2 separate regions of the Homo sapiens genome follow, and region 1 is linked to region 2. A link is a loop called in an ENCODE intact Hi-C map of the cell type or tissue named here. Cell type or tissue: heart left ventricle. All regions are shown on one strand. Links, peaks and the distances in the headings refer to the core of each region. The heading gives the core; the rest is flanking DNA.

Region 1 (10,804 bases), core at 3,805-8,804, 250 kb before region 2:
GCACCTGTAGTCTCAGCTACTCAGGAGGCTGAGGCAGGATAATCGGTTGAAATTGGGAGGCGGAGGTTGCAGTGAGCCAAGATTGCACCACTGCCCTCCAGCCTGGTCAACAGAGCAAGACTCCGTCTCAAAAAAAAAAAAAAAAAAAAAAGAAAAAAAGAAAAACAATTTTCAACTCTTCAACTTCTATGACCTCTCTCTCCTAAAAATTGATTGGTCTAAGGACAAGGCTTTGTTTTTCTCCTTTCCCACCTCTCCTGCCAAAATTTTTCTTCTCCTATTTTATAAAAACAAAAACAAACAACAACAAAGGCTTATTATGCAGCATTGGTCCAGGTGTAAAATCCTCCAGGGCATCAAACACAGAAACAATTTAAAAAACTATAAACTCTCTTCCATTTCATTAAGACAGATGTCCAGTAAAAATTTTAGTTTTGTGCTTATAATTATTTTTTAAATTTGTAAAATATTTATATTGTTATGTCAAATAATTTATTAATAATTAGAATGGCATCTCAATCCAGAAGAAAAGTTTTAAACATACAAATTTAAAAACATACATATACATACACATTCATATATATATTTATCACAGAACCATAGGATAGAGTATACAAGACAAACACAAAAATATAATACATTAAGAGGACTCTTAAAGAGAATTAGAATACAGATACAATGTCAAGGAGAAAAGGGAATGATGTGGAATTTCCTTCTATTAAACAAGAGTTTGTACTTGTATTTTTTAAGTGGATGATGGTGGGTATTAAACCATTCAGTTGGATACATTTAAGGAAGTTAATAACAGTTATATTTTGAATTGTAGAATTTTACAAAGTTAAATCCTTTGCAATTACACAAACTTATGATGAAAAAACTTAGATGTCAACTGAAAAATATGGGTGGGGGTACAAAGTTTTTCAGACTATTTTAGAGGGTACATAAGCCAAAATGGTTATGGATAATTGCTTTGGTATATTCTCATTCTCTGCAAACTAGCCATCTATTAAAAAATATACAACTCTCCATTAGCCATACTCAAATAACTCACTTTGTTAACCTTAACCATGTGGCTGGTTAACAGAGAGTTATTTGCAGAACTTTTTAGCTGTTCTGGAAAGAGTGAGGGAGGGAGAGAGGAAGGGAATGGGTGACCTCATCATTCACGAGACCACACCGAAAATTTCCCTCCCACTGGCGAAATGAGCACCTAGGCAGTGGGCCCCCAGCTATTGCTGCCTTATTCTCTTCCCAGGTGGCGTTGGGTCCTAATCCTGTCAAGGCTAGAATGCAATTGTCCAGTTGGTACTTTCTTACCATTGTCAATGGCCAGGTTTGCAATAGAGAGTAGCCTGCAAATAATAATGCCCCACAGGTGTAAGGAGATGGAGTCCCCTGTGTTATTAGCAAAGGTCTTTGAAGGACCCAATCCCTCTGAATGCAGAGTGTTCCCTTTATTATTCTACTCCATTAGGTGTGTTTTCTTTTGTTCTCTACAAGCATGAGGCTTTAACTTCTGGAATATTGAATTTCGTCGGCTCCCCTTCTCCTCCTTCCCCAGGCTACTGAAAATTGGTTGCTATCCTCAACTGCTTGCCCCACCCCCTGTTCTTCTCCTGGTCATGGTGAATTTGGACCTGCAAAAGCCTTGTATCAGTTTCAATTATTTTTTAATATAAGATAATATTGGTCTTGGCACCAAGGCTTCTCAGAAGCGCTCCTCTTTGCTCTCTCAAAGTGAACCCATTGCTCCCAATTACAGACCTTGCTTCTGTTGCTTTCTCAGCCCAAGTTCAATCCGGTGTGAACATCTCTTCCTTGCCTTTTCTGGTTTATGTTCTGGGGATTATTCAGAGTGACCACAAGCCTTGTCTTTTCTTCTCATCAAATTCTGACAATATCCTTAAAATATTGGTTTTGGTAAATCTGTAGAGTCCTGCTCTTCAGTAACCTATATTATTAGAACAGGGCTCCCAGGTGGCTGGTTACCTTAGGTTTCTTTCTTTCTTTCTTTCTCTTTCTTTCTTTCTTCTTTTTCTTTTCTCTTTCTTTCTTTCTTTTCTTTTTTTTTTTTTTGTAGAGAAGGGTCTTGCTATGTTGCCCCGGCTGTTCTAGAACTCTTGGCTTCAAGCAATCCCCCCGTCCAGCCTCAGCCCCTCAAAGTGCTGGGATTATAGGCATGAGCCACCACACCCAGTCATCTTAGTTTTAAGAGGGCCCAAACTTTCCCCTGGGTCTGAATTAAGCTCTGGTTCCACAATTAGCTTCTTTTTTTTGGTGGAGGAGGGGCCTTGAACTACTAAAGTGATGCATTCTGGGATGCAGGCAGCCTACTGATGGCTCCCGAGTCTGGGTTTGAATCCTAGCTACTCCGAAGACAAACTGCATGATCTTGGGGAAAATTAATTACCTCTTTGAATCTCAATTTTCCTATTTGGAAAATGGGAATACTCGCTCCTGCCTCTCAGGATTGTCATCAGGATCAATCAAGATAATGCTCATCAGGTACATACTTAATTTAGTGTCTGATCTCCAGTAAGTGCCCCAAAATGGTAGCTATGGTTCTAAGTGAGCATGCCTAACAGAATCGTCAAGACTTAAAGGTGAAAACTGTTCATGTAACTCTTTCCTCCACCTGATACTTCGTACTCATATTTCACAAATTTTATTTTTGTTATACTTAAAATGCTAGACTAGAAATCTTTTCTATCCCCTTCTCCTTCTGGCATAATGAATTTTTGTGAAACTAACAAATTAAAGTAGCATTTGCTTTCTTCTATATTAAACACAATCATTTGTTTTACCCCTGAAATCTGAGTCTCTGTTTCAAAGACTCGGTTTTGTCGATTCCTTTTGGGATTGCTTTTCATCAGTGCATTCCCAGAGTCCCCAGCCTTTAGAAATCGCAGGATGCACCAGCCATCATGTGCATACTCAGTTTTCAGAAAGCATCTGAAAAAGCTCAGCTTCGGAGATTGATGGTTCTCAGCTTTCAGCTTTGGTTTCTCTCAGCCAGAGCACCATTTGGATCTGGGCCTAAGAACATAGTCACACAATGTCAGAGTATTAGTATTAAGTAGGCGATGCCCCTCTTCCTGCCTCTCGGCCTCATTTGGAAAAACATGAGAAAATAAATCTAATCTCCTCATGGTTCCCTTGCACTGCACCACAGCAGGAATGTTATATGATTTCAAATTACTTATTAGAAATACTCCTATGGGTATCGTGTTGAGGATTACTTTTCCAAGGTTATTATAGTGCCTGTATCGTTAGGAAAATGAGGTGTAATTCTACCTGCTATCTCACTCCAAAGACTTCTACCTTTGGACAAAAACCAACTTCCAAGTCAAGGAGGAGGACATTTATCTTCTGTTTCACTCTCACTTTCAATCACATGTTGGAGGATGAGCTGAGGGTGGGGAAAAAACATTTTCTCAAACCCTTTGCTTCTAATAACACAGTGTAGGCTTATCTCTGCTTTCAAGGGAGACGATGTTGACACCCAGAGGGAGCTTAGAGTCAGAAAAGTCTGGTGCTAAGAATGGAATTGGTAGCATCACACTTGCACTGATGAACAGAAAACAAAGCTAAGTGCTTATGCAACAATACAAGGCAACGGAACGTAAGTACTGGCGGCCAGGGGACTACAGTCACAGGGAGATAAGCTGCGGAATTTAACTCCCAAGTGACCTTGAACTAGTCACTTCCCTTGTCTATGTCAAAATATCCTCCCTGGCATCTAGCCGTGTGTATCTGCTGTGTTATCCTATGCATCAGTTGTCTGCATTTTGGTTTACCTCAGGCAAATCTTTCAAATTCTTTGACAGCACTTACCATTTAATTATTTTCCAAGTTGACAGCTCACTCTTTCTGCAGGAAACACTAACATTTTAATTCCTTGCTTTACTGACATATGGATCTTCTAGTATTCACTTGCTTTTTCTGCAACGTTCATCCTTGCTGGGGAGCCCCTTGCAAAATGAATTGTACTGCTGTTTTTGCGGCAGAGGTATTTACAAGGGCAGTACAGCTTTCCCTAAAACCTTTGAAGCTGGCAAGGAAGCCTTCTTCTCCCCTTCTTCTTGTTCATTGAGAAACAAGAGAAGAGGAGAGAAGAAAAGCGCTTCCAAGCTCCAAGTCAGTCCTTCAAAGCAAGGTTCCTTTCCTTCCTGAAAGTGAATTCCACAAAATTAAAAAGTACTGGATTTGATTAAAAGCACAAACCCATTTCCAAACCAAATACCACTGATTTTTTGAATCGTCTTGCTTTTCCTAGTGCAGAAAATTGAGGGCTGACTTCATTTGCATTCACTCATATTTGTCCTTTAAGTTCAAAAGACATAATTGCTCTCTGGCTATGCAAACGTGGCTGATCTTGACCTACTCAAAAATAATAAATCAAGTCCTTGAAAAGCTTTTGGAAAACATGAAGAACTCGACAACATTTGTTTGATTCTCATGACTAAGTCATCTTAGCTAAAACAAAGTGAGAACATTATGCAATTATTTAGAGGAAATTCAGGACCTCTGGGACAGCCAATCATAGAATTCAGGCAAAAGTAGATTTGGGGGCCTGACATTTGCAGATACTTGCGCAACTCTCAGCTGTGTGAGCTGGTCCTAAGAGAGCTCCCACCTTCCATTCGCCCTTTTTTCCCATCCTCCTTCACTTCGTGCCTTTTGATTAGTAGTAAAATGAATAAATCAAACCAACCCTAGCTTGGCTCTTATAAGATATGCTAAGAGAAACGAATATAAAAACAAAAATACCAAACTAAAGATATCCTCCTGAAACTCATTTCTCATTTACACACACACACACGCAGGCACACACACACACACACAACCAGACTTGTTGAGCAAATGTGAGCTTAGAAACTAAAGCTCAGGCCCAGATGTTATTAAGTATAAATATTTATAAGAGCCATAAAGATCCTGGCTAAGCTCAATTTTGCCTCAATGCAGCAAATGTTTCAAATTCGGCTCTTTTACCATTTGAAGCCTTTAGAAGGCAGGATACAGTAGAAGGCACATTACTGTTGGTGAGAGGAGGGCAGTTCCTCTTTTATGTTTTATGACCAGTTTTTCATTGAGGGGTATTGCTTTTCTCAGAAATCACTTCTCGCGGCCTGTCTTTTCCAAGAAGCCAGAAGAAAGTGTGCTTGCTGTGGCTGTGCATTCAGGGGGCACCAGCGAAGCATTCTCCCTGTGAAAGGATGTAGGGACGCTAGATTCGCTTTGTCCTTCCTCATTGCAGTTATCGTGAAACACACAGCCACATCCTAAGAGCCTCAGCTTTGTCACCCGTTGAATGGGTGAGTGATTATTGTAAGTGGAGCATGCTTAACCCATGCTTTTTGCCTTTGCAAAAATAAGCATCCACAATATTTAAACGGCTGTTTTAGTCACTTGTAGAGGCACAAACAAAAGAACCCATAGGGGCATAAGCTGTAATTTTATGATGAAACAGTTCAAACTCTATGATCGTTTGGGCTCTGGATTAAGTGTTTCCTTCTCCAGATTCTTGAAGAGGACCCAATATATGAAATCGTTTTTGGGTTTTTTTTTTTTTGTTGTTGTTGTTGTGTGTATTTTTTTTTCCTTTCCAAGATATGGTCTGTCTATGTTGCTCAGCTGGTTTTGAACTTCTGGGCTGAAGAGATCCTCCTACCTCAGCCTCCCGAGTAGCTGGGACTATAGGCCACCACTCTTGGTTATCATTATTATCCTGAATCCAAGTGGTTTTTGGTGAGAGACATCATCTACCTACATGTCTTATCCACCTGTGAACCATGCAATTCCCTGCTTTCTAACATCCCTTTGGTTAAATATATCATGTTAACACATAACCTGGTACATACATGTTTAAAAGACGTATTACTTCATGGGATGATTTGTCTGCATATGGGGATGAAAAGAGCCTTGGTTTTCCCCCTAAGGATAAGTTCTAATATGTGAAATAATTCCCAGTTCTCTGGGAGAATCCTGAAGATTCTTCAGTGTCAGCTGGCAGTGGCCTGCGTGTGGACCCCATCTCTCCACTCTCGAGAGAGGGGGTGTCCCTCTGCTGAAAGCTCAGGGATGAAGGCCTGTGGCCCCTCCACAGAGCCTGGCTTTGCTGGGTTCTCAGCAAGGTCTCCAAATGTCCATGCCAGCCCCACCCCTGATCTCCTTCCCCCACTCTTGCTGCTCAGCCCCTTTTGGCTACTGGATCTGACAATTCATGACGACCCCGAGAACACTGATCTTCGTGGAGGCCTTCATCTGCCGGACACATCTGGAAAGTACTCCGAGGGGTCTACCTGGTTTTCCTGATTAATGTAGATGTAAAGATTTTATCAAGGCTCCTGGCGGCCGGACTTCAAGATGTAATCACAAAATCAATCCACATAGACTAACCGGGCATAGGCTTACTAAGAAGACATTCCACAATGTCAGGCACTTAATTAAGGCGCTCTGGCTCCTCTGCCCCTGATTGATTCTTTTCTTTCCCTAACAGGTGATGCTGGTCCTCTGGGTGGACAGGCCACTCCCCAGCCAGAGACCCCCGTGCATTCAGAGCCTGCAGTTTGGTGAGAAGACCACCAGAGGGCACCCGTGCATCATCCCAGTCCCCAGGGACTGGACCGGAAGACCAACGGGATCCCTCTTCCAGCCCCCCAGCGAACTTGAAGGAGCAGCCAACTCAGCCTGCATTATCTGCTAGGCTGCATTTTGTTTGCTGAGCTCCAGGATTCTTCTCCGACCCTCAGGCATCTCTTGAGCATAATCAGAGACTCCTCCCATCTCCTCACCATCCCACTTTTTGCACCTTAGTGCGTTGTGGAGCAGAGGACTGCCCCGCGCCGGGGAACCAGCCTGTGCTCTGGCCTGAGCACCTGGGAGTCCTAGCCACGCTGGCTTGCTTGACATAGAGTTTCCCACTGGAAATTCAAAAACTTCAGAAATGGGAGTTTTTAAAAATGTAAGCACCTTGTGAAAAGTAGCCCAGATCAGAGATTGCCAACCTACTGCCCCTTGACGGATGCGAAGTTTTTTCTGCATTCATTCATTCATTCATTCAGCCATCAGGTTCATCTGGCATGATTTTAGCACATGACCATTTAATTCATCAAAGATTTGTTTAGCGCCTAACATGAGCCAGGCATTGTGCTGGGAATATACCTGTACTCCAGTCATTTATAAAATGAGGCACTGTCTGACTCAGCCCAGAAGGACGTCATCCAGCCAGTCCTCTGTAACGTCTGAGTATACCTGGGCCAGAATCATCAACAGTAGCTTGGCTGCATGAGGCCCTGCCAATCGAGAAGCAGTTCTACTGCCCCAGAGCAACAAAGGGCTCCAGAGAGGCTCAGACTTCATTGGCCCAGGGCAATCAAGAAGGCTTCATTCATTCATTCATTCAGTGGGTATTTACTCAGCACCTGGTATGTGCCCAGCAACAAAATGAATCAGAAATAAGCCAGACTGGTGCAGCATTCTTCATCACATAGAGAGACTGCTCATTTGGTTGTACCTACATTGGGCCCCAAAATCTTGACTGTAGTAGCCAGGTAGCGTTCACCCAGTCCTGACTGTTATAGATAAAGCAATCTTGGAGGGCTTCTTTAACTCAAATCTTTATCAAGCTGCCAAGAGAATTTGTTTGAAATGATTGGTACTTTGGAAAGAGAAGTACATCTCTATCATTTACTATAGGAGTTTTTGCAAGTTCTTATTCTTGTTCACAAGAGACTCAGGCAGTGTGATCAAAAGGACTCTTCTGTCATCCGTGGAGATACTATGTCCTCTTCCGGTCCCAGGCCATTGGCCATCCGGAAGGCTTGTCTCTGCTGGGGCTCACATCTTTGGCATGGGTCTTCGTTATTGTGGCCAAAATGAGTGTCAACCACAAATTCCATAGTGTTAGAAATAGGACTTTTCCCATTTTTTTCTGTAAGTTAATTTCTGTTTCAAGGTGCTACTCTACCTGAGTGAAAGACACACATTTTCCATTTAACCAGGGATTCCAATCCCCATTTTTCCCAGGGTGATGTTGTAACTGCAGGAACTTGACTAGTGTTGTGGCAAGGAGGTTGGAGGAAATGTGGTCCCTGAGTCCTGTGTCCATGGAGGCCCCCCCCGGGGCATCTGCTGAGCCTGTCCACAGGCATGAGGCTCTCTTTGCCCTGCGCTGAGATGCAGAGGTGACGTTCTTTCTGCTGCTCCCATGAGGCTCAGCACCACCTGCAAACCCTCTCTGGGGTCTTGACTTCTCAGGACTCTGTCCAGGAAAATGTTCAGGATCCCCCTCAGCCAGCTTCCCTGGGATTTAATTCCCAGTCTTGAGGAGCATGTTTTTTCTAGACACCAGTGGAGGAAGTTCTTTTCCATTCTTGAGGTTTTTCCCTGAGAGAAACTTCCTGTACTTTCTGGTTTGCCTTGGAGGCACCTGACGATAGCTTAGTGGGTCGAGGCTTCGGGAAGCCAAGGTAGAGGCAGCTCCCCTCTGCCTTCTAGATTTTCACAACTGCGCTGTCTCACCCTGAGGCAAAGCAGAGCAGGTGAGAGAAAAGAAGGAAGATTTACCAGGAGAGATTTTCAAAACCGGTTAATACTATTTCCAATAAAATCTCAAAAATGTTATTCTACCATATCAAGATGTCCATAGTTTTTATTTCTGCAGAAGTTCCAAGTTTGCTCATAGAACAGTTTGTGTGTGGCTCCAATAGGTGCTGCAGAAAGTATGCTTCCAGATTTACATCCGCTGCCCCAGCCTGCGCCTGTCTCTCTTTACGGCAAGTCCCTGAGGCAGCAAAGGGGTAGATATGCTATAGCTTGGTGGGAAAGCCTCTATCCATAGAATTTTGAGCTAAACCCATCAGCCACAAGCCCAAACACCACTTCACTTCTGTGGTTAAATCCACCACGTAACATCCTTCAGGCTACAGTCCCTTGGGAGCCTCACGGTGTATCTGTGTCACACCTGCCCCCATAAATGGAATTTACTAGGCTCTGAGAGAACAAAAACAAGAGGCAAAGCCTCAGTCCTCAAACAGCTTACAGCATGGGCGAAAAGGACACACCTTATGTGTTTCAATATAAGAAAAGGAGTTCGATTTTGAACACACACTATATTAGCTGATTGCAGAAATTTCTGGAAATATAGCCATTAAGATGTAGGTGATAATTCAACACGGATACAGGACAAGATTATACTACTGAAAATAGTGAACGAACATCTTGAATATTCCCTGTGTCCCATGTGGTGTCCTAATATCTTCACATCCATCCTCTTTTTAACAAGGTTGCTGTTATTATTATCACCTTAATTCACAAGCAAAAAACGAAAAACAAAGATGGAGGAACTTGCAGTTGGGGGTCAAGGAAAGGCTGATGGCTCCAGATCCGTGGCCTAAGCAGAAGGCTTTTCCCCTGGTGTGTCTCCACCACGTGGTTGTGAAGGAACCAGCACCATCATTTGTCTTCTGGATGATCTCACGGCACTGTGTGCGTGTGGTCCCTAGTTAGTGTCATTAGCTGACTCCCCAAACCTTCCTGGGATGTGGCTGTGAAATTTTATCTTAGAACTTCAGTTTAATTCCATAAACTTTTGTTGAATATCTACAGAAGGTATAGAAGTGAGGATGGGATTCAAAGATAAACCAGACACGAACCCAAGCCATGGGACATTGCTAATTGGAATAGAAAACTGCAACCAGCTTGGTGCTGCAGTGCAGGTACTGAGAACCTCTGGGCTCCTGGTGAGGCTGCAAGACCAAATCCAAGAATACGGGCAGCCTCTACGAGGGGCTGACTCACCCCACAGACTCAGTGGAAAAAGTGCCCAGGACCCACGACAATTTTAGGGCCCCCAAAAGTGTTTTCTATTTTACATACAAAAATTAACCAGGTGTGGTGGCACATGCCTGTAGTCCCAGCTACTCGGGAGGCTGAAGCAGGAGAATCTCTTCAACCCAGGAGGCAGAGCTTGCAGTGAGCCGAGATTGCACCACTGCACTCCAGCCTGTGCGACAGAGCAAGACTCCGTCTCAAAAGAAACAAAAACAAAACAAAAAGTGTTTTTTATTTTCCATTAAAATCAGAAGAAAATGATGAATATAATACAATAATAATAATAAACCCACCATGAATTATATTTGTCTTATATCAACACAGTCATAAAAACAATATCTATTGAATGGGTACAATGTACTGATGTGATAGATGTACCGAGTCCAGACTTCACTACTATGGCAATATATCCATGTAAAAAAATTGCACTGGCACCCCTTACAAATACAAATATGTATTTATTTAATGAACAGAGGAAGGAGCCCATGAAAGCAAAATTGCCTAGATCCCGGGAAAGTCACCATGTGGCCCTGTAGTGATGGCTAAATATTAGCTATTCAACGCATATGGGATTTTATAAAGTACAGAAAACATTCCTCAGCTCTGAAGTACATACTCCGAAACTGGAGGGAATGTTTTATCCATGATCATAAATGGGGATCCAATATCTCAAGGTCCAACCTTCAGAGGAAAATGATCTTAGAAGCATGAGACATTGCCTTAAAAGCCCAGGGAAAGAAGAAAGGTCCAAATACCAGCATCCCCTTCATGAAACCCAAGCAGCATCACTGTGGAGTTTCTGTGGAGAATCCAGGAATTGCTGGGAAAGGGGCCTGCTTGCTCTCCCTGCGCTGAACGAGGATGTGAGGCAGCAAGAAGCAAAGTCATGCTCTGTAAACAGGCGAGTGTCCGTGGCACTGCTGGGGACTCCAGGAGGAGGCTCAGCCGGCTCACTCGCTGAAATGTCACT
Region 2 (10,804 bases), core at 3,559-8,558:
CAAACTTTCAACCTGCATTTAAGAAGACCCCAAGGATTAACAGACGTTAATTATCTTACTCTAAATGCAAGTTAGTGATTTTGTTTTAGAAAACCCCGTCAAGATCACTAATTGATGGATGCCCATTAATACACCTGTATTTGCATTTCAGCGGTAAAAGACAAGCAGGTTTTCGGCACAGAAGAGAGCCGCTTTGCCAAGTCTTTTCAAAACGTCAATATGCTTCAAGTAATACCAAAGCTGAGAGATTCCTCTTGATTTCCAAACTGTCTAGGTGGCCTGAGTGGTTTTCCGCCGGCAGCAGCCTCCTACCTTTAGTTTGTGTGCCTATATCCATGAGTGGGGATTAATTAGCCGGGTTGGAGCTGAAGGAGGCTGTCGTGACGAGCCCAGTGGCGATTGGCCGCCCGCCTGCCTGGCCCTGCCTTTATAATTTCCACACGAGTGCATCTGGGCTCTTAGACAAACCAACAGCAGCTTCTTCTGACATATACACACGCACACTCACCCCGGACACACACTCAGCACACTTTTCCTCCATTTGATTAACAGTGCTGCACACACAATGATTACGGGAAAGCGCAAATAAATACGGAAAGGGGTGCTTATTTTGACTACTGGAAGAGCTTTGCTGGGTCTCAGCGCAACTTTTGTTTTTTATTCCTGAGAAGGTGATCTCTCCATGCGGTTCTCTCACACAAGGATTCTTTAAAAGAGGAAGAGAGACAAGCAGAGGGGGGAGGACAGTCTTTCACTTTAAGAACGGCTGGGCTCAAAGATAAAAGGAAGGGAAAAGCAGCAGCAGCAGCAGCAGCAGCAGCAGCAGCAGCAGCAGCAGCAGCAGCAGCAGCAGGGAAACCAACGCTGCAGCACTTCCGAAAGGCATTTTTGATCCATTTCTGAGTGTTGCGGCCCGTTTCTCCACCGAAGTTGGCTCCAGCTCTAGCAGCCGCATTGGATCCCACAGCTTACTGCGAGACTCCGGTGTACAATCCGGATCTCTGCCCCAACATGATTGCGGCCCAGGCCAAGCTGGTCTACCATCTGAATAAATACTACAACGAAAAATGCCAAGCCAGGAAAGCTGCCATTGCCAAAACTATCCGGGAAGTCTGCAAAGTAGTTTCCGACGTACTGAAGGAAGTGGAAGTGCAGGAGCCGCGGTTCATCAGCTCTCTCAACGAGATGGACAATCGCTACGAGGGCCTCGAGGTCATCTCCCCCACCGAATTTGAAGTGGTGCTTTATCTCAACCAAATGGGGGTGTTCAACTTCGTGGACGATGGCTCACTGCCCGGCTGCGCGGTGCTGAAGTTGAGCGACGGGCGCAAGAGGAGCATGTCCCTCTGGGTGGAATTCATTACCGCCTCCGGCTACCTCTCGGCGCGCAAAATCCGGTCCAGGTTTCAGACGCTGGTGGCTCAAGCGGTAGACAAATGTAGCTACCGGGATGTGGTAAAGATGGTGGCAGACACCAGCGAAGTGAAACTGAGAATCCGAGATAGGTACGTGGTGCAGATCACGCCGGCCTTTAAATGCACCGGGATCTGGCCGAGGAGTGCTGCCCACTGGCCACTTCCCCACATCCCCTGGCCGGGACCCAACCGGGTGGCGGAGGTCAAGGCGGAAGGTTTCAATCTCTTGTCCAAGGAGTGCCACTCCTTGGCCGGCAAGCAGAGCTCGGCGGAGAGCGACGCCTGGGTGCTGCAGTTCGCGGAGGCAGAGAACAGACTGCAGATGGGGGGCTGCAGAAAGAAGTGCCTCTCCATCCTCAAAACCTTAAGGGATCGTCACCTTGAACTGCCGGGCCAGCCCTTGAACAATTACCATATGAAGACTCTGGTTTCCTACGAGTGTGAAAAGCATCCCCGAGAGTCGGACTGGGACGAGTCTTGCCTGGGTGATCGGCTGAACGGGATTTTGCTGCAACTTATCTCCTGCCTGCAGTGCCGGCGGTGTCCCCACTACTTTCTACCGAACTTAGATCTGTTTCAAGGCAAACCTCACTCAGCTCTGGAAAACGCTGCCAAACAAACGTGGCGACTGGCAAGAGAGATCCTGACCAACCCGAAAAGTTTGGAAAAACTTTAGAGGATGATTTAATCAAGAGCCGAAATTATTACCCTTCTCAAAGTCCTTATTAAGTGTAAACTTCTGTTCAATTCCTAATATTCCACTCCGCAGTGCAAACAATCTCTTCCTTTAAAAAGGAATAATAATACAATATTTAAACATCATCTCACCCACCCCCACAAGGGGAGAAAAAGTAGGGGAAGCGGATGGAGAAAAACCCAAAGCCACTAGTATTAGAAGACTTCTTTCCACACGATTTCCTATCTCCCTTGAAAAGTACACCGTAACACTCCGTAAACAGCCCAGCTGTAACGCCAGACCGAGACGAACACTCTGCCTAACTATCAAAGGATTATAGCAATCCTGGTGATTTAGGTGCATCTGTCTGTGAGTAAACACGATTTGGATATGCCATCTGAAAGAAACTGTAATGTATATTTTGATTTGTAACAAATATTGTGATCTCACATTGTCTTTGAAAGTGTGGATGTTGGTGTTTTGTGATTTGGTGAACAGAACTTAAATTGCCATTCTGGATACTTCCAGACATTTTCCACTAACAAAGATATCATTTAAAGGTAGATTTCTTCCTGGTACTTTTATCTGTCTTTGAAAGTGTCTGAACTTTAAAAAGTTTACATTTTGTTTCAAATATTGCTTGTTCTATTTCTAACATTCCATAAATATACTTGAAATGTTATTTAAATATATTCAAAGAAATTTGAATTCAGCTTATATAATAACGCTTGAATATCTGAATTATATATTTGAAAAATGCACTTGAAATACACTGGATAATTACTTTTGTGATTTAGATTTTAATTTGTTGCTGGTTTTTATTTAATTAGATGGTAATAAATGAAGTAAAATAAAAGTTGTTGTGTCTCACTTTAAATTGTTTCCTATCACAAGATGTAATGATGCATTTTGAAAATCAAACCCACTTGAATATCTTAAATATTTTGAGAAATATGCTAATGAAATCCTTAAAAATAAAACATTGGAGAAAAGCTCTTTCTGTATAGGTCCATAAGATAACAATCTACTCTCAGTCTCTAACTTACTTGTAAGACAATTCCTTTCTACAACAGAAACAATTTAAATCTACCTTTGAAAGCTTGCTCTTCTTGTAGCATTTTTGATAATATAAGAAAAAAAGTCTATCATGACAGTAGAGATGACTGAGTTAAAAATCTGACTAATTCAGAGGAAATGAACTTAACAAAGTCATAATGAAACTTCGAAAATTATGTATGAAAACTAATAAAACGATCCTTTCTGACCAATATATTTTATGTCAAACCTTATTTTATGTAATAAGGGTTCCATTAGCAGAATAAATTCATTAGAAATTCAACATTTCTTTTTGACTTCATAGGGCAAGCTAATAAAAGGATGAACACAAAATTTAAGTTATTTTAAAATAAAATACAGTGCATTCAAGCTCATTTTAAAAACTACATTTGCAGCTAGAAGTAAAAGAAGTCCCATGGCTCTCCTTTGGAAGAGTTTAGTAGTCAACAAGTGCTGAAAAGGCTGATCACCTATGGGCCTTAAGTTAGTTAATTCAGGTGATGGTAAATTTTTGGATTTCAGCTCTAGTCTACAAATACTATTTTATAACATTTTATTTCAATATCTAAATTAAAAACAATAAAGTTCTGGATCTGTGGGAGCATTTGTCTTTGACTATTTTAGAATAACTGCCTCTGAAAATAAAGGAAGATCTTTGCAAAATGATGCTAGAATTTCTAGCATGACACTTCATGCTGTTGAATTCTTAACCCCAGAATAGAAGTTTGCAAATTGCACAGTAACATGAAAGTTAAAACATTAGAACAGATCTCAGAAAATGCTGAGAAAGAGCTACTCTAATACTCTGGTGTTTAAAATCTACACAATAACATTTAATAAATATGCATTTAAATGGTCCAAATTTGTATTTTCTGGCATTATATCCAAAGAATACAATATTTAAACATCTGAGTGCTAGCATATATATTTAAAATCAAAGCTCAGAGAATCAGTTGCTTTTCTCTTAAATCCACATATAAAACCCATTCTTATTTCAGGAGATGGACAAAATGGGTGTACTAATGGAGATTAATTTATATCTAAATGCTCTCCCCCCAGTTTCCTTATAACTTTTCAATAATCACATTACAATATAAAGTTTTGAAAATTAAAAGTGATCTTAATAAGAAATTTCTCAAGACCTTTCAAAGTCAGCCTCAGAGCCTGAGATTCTGGGCCCCAGGGACTTGGAAGCAATTGGCTTAACTACCAAATCTGCCCAAATGCAAACAAAGGCACTCATAGAAAGACTGTTAAAATGTGCATGCTCTGGTAATACAGGATTTAAATTCATTAATATATTCTTCAATTCCATAAAGAGAACATGCTATTTCATTCATTTTATTTTCTATGAGAAAGAGGAGAATGTGCTCCCCTCCTCCACTGTCAGGTAAAACCAAACAAAATTGAAAACCACTTCCTGCCACAAAGCCACCAATACTGTACATGGAATCGCTTTAACTCACTTTCGTGTCGATCTTCTTGAAGGCAGAATCATCCTCATCTACCTCGAAGTAGATTTCTGTCGTGGTGATGGAGAGAGTCCCCTTGGCCACCACCACGGGAGCGATGAGCTGGGCAGGGGTGCTGAGAACCACTGGGCCTGCAAGGCAAGGACAAGGGGAGTCAGGCTGAGCCCCTGTGGCCCTTCCTGCTCCCTCCCAGAAAGGTACCAGAGGTTTTTATTGGTAAGGATGCACTAGAAAAAATGGTGCCTGTATTATGCGGCAAACTCTTTTTTCACGTAAGATAAGGACTACTTAGCTTTTATACATTACCTTATAACGAGACTAGAGAGAAAAAATGGTATGAAAACCCAGGAGGTCAGGATACCGAATAACGCTCAATTTCCACCTAGAAATCCTACATGGTTGGTAAGGGGCTGCCATTAACTTACTTAAAAGTGCAGAACGGACAAATGCCCCAATTCTCCATTGAGTATCACTGGCTTTTCCAGAGACCCTAGGCAGTCAGCACTGCCCCCAAGACCAGCCATCGCGCGAAGCCGTTCCACTCAGCAGCGGCGCTCCCCAAGGAGAGGCGAGAGGACGAGAAGGGGGCAAGGATCTAAATGATAAATTCCGCTGTTCAGAGCGGTTTGCCTCTTGCAGGAAGATTAATCTAATATCGGTCTCCTAAGGCGCGCTACACACACATACATACGCGTGCATACGGACATTACATAAAGTTCTTACGTAGAAAAGAACGAAAATCTTAGTCATTTTCTTACAGAGAATATATCAAAAGTGATGAAAATGTAAGACGCTTGAACAAAACGGTTCTCAAAAAACCGTGCGAAAGTGCTACTTCTCAACTTTTGAAACTACAGAAACAGCTTCACTAGAAGTGCCTGCCAGGGTGCTTGCTTCGAATTCCCTCAATCTGTTAAGGTTGAAAATCACGAATTACGCGTATGGAATATGAATTCAAATGGGATATTACCTAAATGTTTTCTGTAAAGTCTCCCCAAAGGGAGCCATTCTTCGCAATCCTGGATTCGAAACACGATATAACGTTATACATAACGTGGGGATCGGATGTAACTATTCATTTGTAGGTAGCAAGGGCGCATCATAATCCCTTCCACTTCTCTCAAATGCATACAGTCAGATGCGTCACAATAACAGTCGGAGAAAGGCAATAAAAAGTTAGGTTCCCCGCGGCCGCTAGGCCTCGGCCCTCCGGGCGGAGAGCCCTCGCGCCGACACCGCCCTCGGCCCCCGCCGGGCCGGGCTCGGGAGAGGCGGCCAAGTTGGCTTTCCCTGGCGCAGCACACACCCAATCTGCGACCGTCCTGCACAATGCCGGGCCGTTCCCGAGGCTGCGGGAACACAGAGGGCTGGGCTGGCTTCTGTCGCGATTACAAGGGGGTGGCTAAGGAGCAAACTGTGACAGTGTCAGCTTTCAGCCCTGTCGGGACTGCCCGGGCCAGACCCACGCACAGCCCTGTCTTTCATTTCACTGCTCTCGATCCCCCGATGAGCCCCCGGGGCTCGCGGACTCTGGGCCTCGGCCTCTGCCCAGCCGAGTCGGGGTCCACCTCGGTTGCACAAGGTTTTTCTTTGGAAAGGGAGAGGCAGTCGATCTGAAGCACCACTTTAAAGGATCATCAATCTTAATCTAGATTGCTCAAGTAATTACGCCCGAATCTCTTGTACGATTACAAGTGGATTTGGGTTTCTATTCCCCAGGCCCTCCTTTGTGTTTATTGGAGGGTCTGTGCGCGCGCTTGGCGGCGCCTCCTGCCTCCCGCGCCCTCCTCCGAATCCCCCAACGCTCGGGCCGGTTCGAACCGCTCCCTTAACCCTTAAGCAACCAGGACGCTCCCTTGGATGCCACTTTTCCTATCTTCTCTCTGAAGAAATCTATGCGGTTTACTCTTGCTTGGGGCAAGGTGAGAAAGGTGATTTGGTTCACACTGGAAACAAAGTTGTACATTGTTGGGCATTGCTAAAAACCTCAAAAAAGTCTCCATTCTAAAGACAGAGGACTATCAAGATTTATAGTTTAACAGAGGTTTCTGGCATTTGGAGACAAATAATGGTCAAAAACACTAAAAATGGTGAATTACTTCTTTCTCTTAAAAAGTAATTTAACGTATCCAAATTGAGAACATGAAAAAAAAAAGATCGTGAAACATCAAAACCATACCCATTGATTTATTGAAATACATTACAAATTTTAAGTACACATCCGTGAACTTTCCGTGGGGAGCATATCTTCTCTACTTCTCTGTGTTTCTGAAAGGGGACGGCTTCCTTTGGATTTTACTCCAATATCCTTCTGTTGAGGAGATTTTCTGGGCATTTATAAAAGGGCTTCGAACTGGTCTTTCTTTAAGAAAGACCATCATGAAATATTCAGCATTAATAGTGTGTCATTTTTACCCTCGTCCTTTGGAAATCTCCAATTACAACTTCCAATTCCATAGCATGTTTAAGGAGCACTGAATCTTTTTGTTGTAGTCTTCAGGGAGCAAACCAGCCGCAGAGAGAATACAGAGTTAATCCACTACAGAATAGAGAGAGGGGATTATGTTTTAATCCCCTTTGGGGGAGCCTTTGGATTTTAGGGATCCGATATTAAAATGTTTACATAAGGCACAATCACAAGCCAGCACATCTTCCATACAGTACTTGGTTATTTGAAAACCTCGGATCCCTTTCCAAATAAAAATAGTTTACAAAGAATAGCATCTCTGAATGATGGTGAGATGGTGATCTAGCTGATTCTGTTCTAGAAGATAACTTAAGTAACTACACATTTAACCTCCTAAACTTTGCTTGGTGTAGTGAGTTGAGGAATGACTGTAAATATATTCATCCCAATCACTACTATAGCAATAAAAGAATAAATTATAATGTCCTCGGCACACATAGAAATATTGATATTAAATGTTAAACAAATGGATAAGACAAACCTCTTCCTATTGCATTGATGCATATAATAATTTAAAATTCCACCATCTAAAGTGGTAATTAAAAGGAAAATATAAATGTTATTTACTTTTTACAACTGGCAATATAATGCTTAAAAAATACTGATCCATTACTATTTTTGAAAGAAGTATAGGGGTATTACTTCCCATTTATCTAATTTAAAATCTGAACTAGAACAAAAACCGCCCAAGCATAATGAATCTTTAAAATAATAACTTCTCTTTAGAGCTGTAAGATCTTTAACCAATTGAGATGGTAAACCTCATCATGGACCTACAGTAGAAAGTACACATTTTATATTAAAAAAGAAACAATTTATCAAATATATTTTAAAAGTAGAATGTTAAATACTTGTGGGTTTAGATTATCTTGATGAAAATAAAAATTTCAAGCACAGAAATCTTAATAATATGCTGACATTTTGGTAAAACTTTACAAAATTCTTTTTTTTTTTTTTTTTTTTTGAGATAGAGTCTTGCTCTGTCACCCAGGCTGGAGTGCAATGGCTCAATCTCTGGCTCACTGCAACTTCTGCCCCCCGAGCTCAAGCGATTCTCCTGCCTCAGCCTCCTGAGTAGCTGGGAGTACAGGCACGCACCACTGTGCCCAGCTAATTTTTGTATTTTTAGTAGAGACAGGGATTCACCATGTTGGCCAGACTAGTCTTGAACTCCTAACCTCAGTTGATCCACCTGGCTTGGCATCCCAAAATGCTGGGATTACAGGCATGAGCCGCTGTGCACGGCCACAAAACTCTTTTATATTTTTACAGAACTAATAGTCCAATATTCACAAATTTTAAGTTATTGGATGTGTCAATGCTTTCTTGCCAAAGACCACCAAGAACACATCTGTAGTTGAACAAGTGGGTTTTATTACTCATTGCAGTGAGAGAAACTGACAACAATAAGTACCATGGGGTGACTTAGGGGTGTTAAAAGACTCATTGTAGGATCTGGATTTTACTTAAGTGATTTTGGGAAGAGTTCAGGAAAGCAGGGCTTTGCTCTGGATTGGGCTCTGTCAGGCATCAGAAATAATTCAATGATTAAGTATTTCAATCAATCTTATCTAGAGGGAAGGAAGACTAAATGTATGTATGCTAAAGCTCTAATTGAAGAGATGTAGCAGTCACTCATATTAGCCAAAAGAGGGGAATGTCTGGTATTTTTGTGGTATGCACAGTGATCTTGCTTTTGTCTGTGCTTAGTCAAAATTATAAAGTTGTTTTTTGTCTCACATCATCATCACACAACCCTGTATGAAGTTGGTGCTCTGTGAGGTTGTTTATGTCCAACAAGAGAACGCCATGGCCTAGCTGTGAGCTCCAGGACAGTTCTCAAAAAGAATGAGGCTTAGATATAGGCAGGCCAGTTCCCAGAGGTCAGAGGCTGCTTTTTCTTTTTCTCAATTGCAGGGATTAATCATTTTCAGGGGAGGGGAGTGGGGGGGGGGTGTAAATCATTTTCAGGAGGGGGTACACTGCATTCTAGTGATTAAAAGGCAACGATGGCTATTAAATTTCCAAGTAATGCTAAGCTTCTTTACAACTTTCAATGTAAAGCACAGCAAAGACTACGTATGGAAAAAAAAGAGTTGGAGTTTAATTAAAATTGGAATTGTTAGAAGTATTTGATGACTTTCAATTGGTAAACTATATTTAGGGTACATAAAATTATAATGTATTTTAGAATCACTTGAATATTTCCTAACCTTAGTTTAATATTGTTAAAAGTTGTATTAGCTATATGGATTTTCTTCAGCTTCAATTACTTGGAAACTACATGCTCAGTTTGCTTTTAGAACATGTAAAATATTGTTATTTTGGGATAATAAACATTGACTAATCTTAGTAGAATTATTAAACTTAAAATCCTGACATTATTTAGAAGAACTAAAACTAATCTGAAATTCTTTATGTTCAATGTAAAATAATATTATTCCAAAGAAATCAGGACAAAAATATAATAAGGGAGTAAATTTTTACAATTATTTTTATAAAGTGGTATACATTGTAGGGAAATAATTCATAGCATGAGTGACTGAACATATCTAAAATATCTGTCACTGCTTTGGACTCTTTTATTTTTTTTAGATGGAGTCTTGCTCTGTCACCCAGGCTGGAGTGCAGTGGCATGATCTCTGGCTCACTGCAAGCTCCGCCTCCCGGTTTAAGCGATTCTCCTGCCTCGGCCTCCCAAGGAGCTGGGATTACAGGTGCATACCACCATGCCCAGCTAATTTTTGTATTTTTAGTAGAGATGGTGTTTCACCATGTTGGCCAGGCTGGTCTTGAACTCCTGACCTTGTGATCCGCCCGCCTTGGCCTCCCACAGTGCTGGGATTACAGGTCTGAGCCACCGCACCTGGCCATAGACTCATTATTTTTAAGTATGGTACAGTCAGTTTCCCTAAAACATTCTCCCCCATAGAAATAAATAATAAGATGTTTTAATCTCAAAACAAATTACTGAAGAATATAATAAAGTTGTAACTTTGTTTTGGAATCCTAGGAAAGCTTTGGGCATTATAAAAATGGAGGTATTTGTGTATGTGCATGGAGGGGGGAAGTTCTAGAAAAAATACTGTAAAAAATTTTAGATTCCCAAATTTTAGATATCCAGGATGGTTCTCTGGGTTTCAGGTGACTGAAGTATCTTAAGGAAATAAAAAAAAATCATAGTAGCAAAGTCTACAGATAGTGACTGTTTTATTTATATACAAATAATATTGATAGCTGTCCAGATAAAATTTCAGAGCAATGGTATTTTGAAATTTTCAAACTTTTTTTTTAGGGCTGGGCATGGTGGCTCACACTTGTAATCCCAGCACTTTGGCAGGCTGAGGCGGGAGGACTGCTTGAGGCCAGGAGATTGAGACCAGCCTGGGCAATATAGCGAGATCTCATCTCTATGAAAAATTTAAAAAATTAGCTGGGTTTGGTAGCACATGCCTATTGTCCTGGCTACCTAGGAAGCTGAGGTGGGAGGATCCCTTGAGCCCTGGAAGTCAAGGCTGCAGGGAGCTATGACAGTGACACTGCACTCCAGCCCTGAACTTTTTTTGCATGGAAATAGTTACAGGATGTTTTTGCTTGAATAAAATAAAAATACTTTAACAACTCATAGAATACAATGCCTTAAGGGTTATGAAGTTAAACTTCAGTACTACTTCCTCCCCAACATATTCACAAAGACACAATGTACTCTCCCCTAAAC

What was found. Peaks named below come from ENCODE experiments on the same cell type or tissue, not always from the same donor. Only the 100,000 strongest peaks of a DNase experiment are listed, where the experiment ranks them.
Region 1: it touches region 2 in a loop (4-fold over the local background); 6 of 110 quality-filtered maps call a loop at or near these places.

What each region holds. Positions count from the first base shown.
Region 1 is chr13:35,716,913-35,727,716 of GRCh38, reverse strand. No RefSeq gene overlaps it. Among named protein-coding and RNA genes, the nearest start is that of LINC00445, 25 kb to the right of the region's middle. RefSeq lists an enhancer at 6,800-7,300. In heart left ventricle, for the core only: a CTCF peak has its summit at 6,576 (motif pointing right); a DNase peak (open chromatin) is centred at 6,605; H3K4me3 peaks cover 394 bases; H3K27ac peaks cover 1,711 bases.
Region 2 is chr13:35,466,346-35,477,149 of GRCh38, reverse strand. It overlaps NBEA (neurobeachin), which reads right to left. Exons shown (of 59, transcript NM_001385012.1): 41 at 4,614-4,750. It overlaps MAB21L1 (mab-21 like 1), which reads left to right and starts at 461. Exons shown (of 1, transcript NM_005584.5): 1 at 461-3,361. The coding sequence starts at 1,012. The coding sequence ends at 2,091. RefSeq lists an enhancer at 889-1,885. In heart left ventricle, for the core only: no CTCF peak of the experiment used is centred there; a DNase peak (open chromatin) is centred at 5,919; H3K4me3 peaks cover 2,942 bases; H3K27ac peaks cover 1,327 bases.